Regions from separate parts of the Mus musculus genome. Here region 1 is linked to region 2. The links are chromatin loops, found by intact Hi-C in ENCODE. Cell type or tissue: gastrocnemius. All regions are shown on one strand.

Region 1 (2,500 bases), 230 kb before region 2:
TCATGAATGAAGAACAGACTACCCAGGTATCTGGGGCCATCCAGGCATGCCCCACCAAATCTTCTAGAACCCTTCCTTCCTTCTTCTCACATCTGCTTTTATCTGTGCCCTGACCTTCCTTAGACTGTGTATGTCTGGCACCATGTGGTGTAATCACACGACCCACTTAGATTAAGGTCACTGTATGTCCATTACCATCTTGCATGTTCTTCAAGACTTCATATTGTACAAACTGTGCCTTCCCATCCTGTCCCATTGAAGTCCATTATTTCCTCTTTACCATTTCAGCATTTTATAGCTCTGTTAGTGTAATTACGGTTCTGCATTTGGTCTTAATAACCCGTTCTCTTCTATGCCTTCTTTCATTTCCCTCTTTGGATAACTTAATACTTCCATTTTCTGTGCTCAGACTGGGCAGAGTGACTGCCTGTTTTCCTGCCTTCTCTCCTTTTTTGCCTAATCGTTCTAGAACAGTACTTTTCTAGAAAAGACTCTCCTCTGTTAGGGAGGCAGGTATCTGCTCCCTGTAGAATAAGCATTATTCTCTTATTTATCTGGGTCTTGATAATCTTTATAGTTTGTGTTTTCTCAGCGTATGTAACGTTGTTTATGGGAAGCTTAGGCCTGAGACCCTCCTTTGGACATTTTCTTAGCACATCCATGACTCTTGAATTGTCTTTCTCTTTTCCTTGTGGTGACCCAAACACTATCAGTAGCATTTGTGGTACAATTAGTACGTTATTTTGTAGCATAGTGACAGCTGCTAAGTACAGTCTTCACACTAGCTTAGATCTCTATCTTAGATCTCAGGCACCCATACATTGAGCTTCATACAGCCTAAAAGAGGAAAGCGAAATTTTTCTTCTAATTATGAAAGAGGTCAGGAGAAATGTCACTAGCTTTCCACCATGGCATCTTAGTTGCTGATTTCAGAACAATGTCTATGAGTTTAGATGTGAGCCCTGCTTGCTGACACTGTGTCTGTCAGCTAAATGGCAAGCTGTTGTATGCACTGAGCGCTGTGGGGTGGGGATAGGGAGGGGCTGGGTTACACAGAGTTCTTGGGACCATATCCAAGCTTGTCTTTCTCTCTTAAAATGTTACAGTGATGTCACTCTGGTCATCGACAACAGCAGGGTGTTTTCAGTAGTTGCTCTCATGTTATGGCAGTGCTGGCCTCACCAAAGGAACTTGGCACTTTCCCTCCTCTTCAGTCTTTTGGCAGAGTCTGAGGCATGCTGGTGTTGATTGTTCGTTAAATGTTCTGTAGGATTCCCCACTGAAGCCATCTGGTCCCGGGCTTTTCTCTGGTGCAAGTTTTGCTGTTTGATTCTGTCTCTTCACTCTTTATCTTTCTGTCATTCTGTTTCTGTTATGCAGACTTGGTGGGATGTGGGTTTCTAGGAATTTATCCATTTTTGCCCCTTGTAGTTCTTTTACTTCTGTGGCATTAATTTTAATGTCCCTTTCATTTTTCTTAGTTGATCTAGCCGAGGGTTTTTAATTATTGTTATTACTGTTACTGTTATTTTTGTGCAGTTTCACTGCGTATCCCAGAGTAGCTTCAGATCGTCCATCCTCCTGCTGCTGCCTGCTCCGCTTGGTTACAGACAAGCACTTCTATGCCCACGTCTGCTCTGCTCTTTGTAATTTCCTTTCTTCTGCTAATTTTGACCTTAGTTCCTTTTTTTCCCTCTTTGAGGTATGAAGGTAGTCTGGGTGTTTTTAGATCTTTTCTTTTAGTGCTAGGGATTGAACCTATGCCCTGCATGTTCTAGGCAAACACTCGGCCACAGACGCTCTACTGAGCGCGCGATCCCTTTCTGTTCTAAACAGAAGCCTCCTCCCTGTAAGCTAGCTGCTCGCTGTTTCCACGGTGTCGGTTAAGTTGTGTTGTGTCTTCGTCTTACTTGTCTTAAGGTGCTCTATGATTGCTTCTTTGACCCTTCTAAGGGTGCACTGTGTAGCCAGATGCACCGATACATGCCTGTATCCCAGTACTAGGAAGGTGGAGGTAGGAGTATCATGAGTGTAAGACCAGCCTCAGCTACTTGGTGACACCTTATCTCTAGAACAGGAAAGCCTGATTTACGTTGTGGGTAGCTCAGCTTTCCTGCTGCCTTAACTTAGAGTGTCCTCATTTTACTGAAAAGACTCATGGCATAACTTCAGCCATCTTAATCGATTGACTGGCTTTGTGAACCAATAAATGATGTAACATATTGTGGCTTGGGATGAGTATGGATTTTGCTGCTGTTGGATGGAGCATCTGTGTGGATCTGTTAGGCTCAGTAGTCTGTAGTGCTATTTAAATCCAGCATCTCCTTACATGCCTGCTGCCTTTCTTCCTTCTGTTCTCAGTTTTGCTTTGTGTAACTACATGTGTGTGGTGTGTGGTGGTACCTGCCCTGCTATCACATCTTGGTGAAAATGTCTCTGGGTAGCATCATCATTCCATAATGTCTTCCTTTTGTCGTGTGACATTTGTTGACTTACGGTC
Region 2 (2,500 bases):
TCCAGCACCAGGCTAAAGAGGCTACAGAGGCTAAAGCAGGAGGAACTTGGTTTTGAGGGCAACAGCAAGATCTACACAGCAAGATCCGTCCCTCCAAATGAAGATAATAGTAATAGCAAACTACAATGACATATATGTAAGAAAATTTTACAATGAAACCCATTATTTTGTATGTTCGCTAAAATTTAAATGAAGAAACCTCACATTTTGAAACTGGCGTTTGAGATGGAGTCTTATGTAGCCTAGACTGTCTCCTTACTCACTATAATATGACCCCGAAATTCTGATCTTCCTGCCTCCGCCTTCCAAGCGCTGTGCTTACAGTTGTGGACTACTGCCACGTTTGGCTTCCAAAAATTAATCATTAACTTATTTATTCATTTATTTATTAGGTCTCACCATCTAGCTCCGGCTTGTCAGAACTCATTATGTAACTCAGGCTGGCTTAAAACTCCTAGAAATCCACTACCTTCTGCCTCTAGAATGTTGGGATTAAAGACTTGTCTAGTTCAGAAAAGTAACCGAAGACAAAAAACAAACCAAACACTTCAGTAGATTGAATGTCAACCCTGGAACATTCTTTTCTGCCTCTGATTTCTGAGAGTGGCTATGGGGGTGGAAGCAACGAAGAAGGTAGGCTTATGTCCTGAAGTGGTTACCAGGGAAGAGGACCCGGAAGAACCCGACAACCCAACCTAGTGTAGGGGAGGAACCCTGTCTCTGAGATCCCTTATAGGAACATAGGGACGGCATCCTCTACTGTATCCGCGCCCAGAAAAGTGGTGGGTAGCACTGCGCGCAGCCTGGGCAGAGACTGCCCGCTGTCTCACCATCCTGAAGAGGTCAGCTCGGGACGCAGCAGCTGGCAACAAAGGGGCGTGGCCTAGAAGCAGGTCTGCGTAGATTGGCTGCGGCGCACGGCCGGCCCACGAGCTGGTCAGCGCTCGCTCCTCCCCTCGGGACTGTACGGCACGCTGAGTTCACGTGCCCGTCTGTGCTCCCAGTTGTCGCACGCACGTGTCTGTGCACCGCAGGCATGGGTGGAGGGCTTGCAGTCCCTGGGCTTCCCGCCTCTGCTGGCCCGCTGGGTCGCCTTCCTGGCAAAGGGAATTTTCCAAGAAGGCCTGGGAGCCGCTACGCTTTGTAAATAACTGTAGAGGAACCGAGAGGCGGGTGCGGCCGGGGTGGGCTTGCAAACCCACAAAAGAAAAACAGTTACAAGGACAGGTCTATTTTAAAAATCTATTTTTCCTTTCTCTCTCTCTCTCTCTCTCTCTCTCTCTCTCTCTCTCTCTCTCTCTCTCTCTCTCTCTCTTTTAAATTTTGAAACCTTGAACTTGGGCGATTGCCTAAGAGCACAGAGTGTTTTTAATCTTCGACAGTAGTACAATTGCTTGGCAGCAGAGTATGCCAACCCCCCTGATCACGGACGCGATGTTCTGCTGGGCATTTGTGTAAATAACTCACGGAAGCTGCTGTGAGAAGAATGCTTCCGATCTAGATGATCGCTTTGGTCCAGAAACGAGGAAGCCAAAGCTAGCTTTAGGGTAAGGCTCTGAGAACCCCTGAGGCTGCCCATTACCATCTTAGTTCATAGGACCTAGAATGCATTGCATCTGTGACTACACACAACACTTAGCTAAGAGGACAGGAAGAGTTGCTGAGCCGGTGAGAGTGGAAATGTCATGTGAGGCTTCCTTGTAAGCAGTGGGGATGCAAGATAAGGGCAGGATAGGAGAGGCTCATGATTTCGATCTGCTAGTATTTGGAAGGCTGGGTAAACAGGAGGTTGTGTTGGTCTTGCTTTTGCCTCGGGGGATATAAACTTATAGGAGCCAAATTTGAGATTCATTACTGAAAAATTATAGGGTTCTGTCCAGGAATCAGATTGAGCTAGAAGTTCACATTCACAGGAGAGAGAGATGGGTGCCTAAAACTCAGTTTTCATCTTGCGTACCCCAAGCCTTTGTGTATCCATAAAAGAATTTATCCTGATAGATAGATAGATAGATAGATAGATGATAGATAGGTAGATAGATAGATGATAGATAGGTAGATGACCTTGCAAAAAGTGATATAGTCTGCAGGGTTCTGCGTCGATTTATCATTTGGTCTGGAAGGTTCGCTCTTTAAGGTGTGTTGCTGCTCTATGTACAGGTGGAAAAGGACTGCCCAGCACTAAGGAAGGATGTCCCATCTCCACCTCACCAGGAAGTATGATCCTGACTATGGGTTTAACAAATACAACGGCATCGTGATATCAGCAGCTGTTCATTGTTTCCTACCCTGTCCCCAGCTTTCTAACCCTTCCCCTCCTCAAAGCAGATTAGATCTGCAGAGCTGTGTCTTATTTTTTTTTATTTTTTTATTTTTATTTTTATTTTTTTGGTTTTTCAAGACAGGGTTTCTCTGTATAGCCCTGGCTGTCCTGGAACTCACTTTGTAGACCAAGCTGGCCTCGAACTCAGAAATCTGCCTGCCTCCGCCTCCCGAGTGCTGG

What was found. A loop is a pair of places that touch in the nucleus more often than their neighbours do. Peaks named below come from ENCODE experiments on the same cell type or tissue, not always from the same donor. Only the 100,000 strongest peaks of a DNase experiment are listed, where the experiment ranks them.
Region 1: a loop joins it to region 2, with 5 times the contacts of the local background. A loop is called at or near these places in 1 of 42 quality-filtered maps.

What each region holds. Positions count from the first base shown.
Region 1 is chr2:11,764,522-11,767,021 of GRCm38, reverse strand. All of the region lies in intron 3 of Fbh1 (F-box DNA helicase 1), which reads left to right. Among named protein-coding and RNA genes, the nearest start is that of Fbh1, 12 kb to the left of the region's middle. In gastrocnemius, no CTCF peak of the experiment used is centred here; a DNase peak (open chromatin) is centred at 1,214; H3K27ac peaks cover 969 bases.
Region 2 is chr2:11,534,032-11,536,531 of GRCm38, reverse strand. It overlaps a transcript of Pfkfb3 not described here. Among named protein-coding and RNA genes, the nearest start is that of Gm10851, 14 kb to the right of the region's middle. In gastrocnemius, no CTCF peak of the experiment used is centred here; DNase peaks (open chromatin) are centred at 915 and 1,429; H3K4me3 peaks cover 1,980 bases; H3K27ac peaks cover 2,500 bases.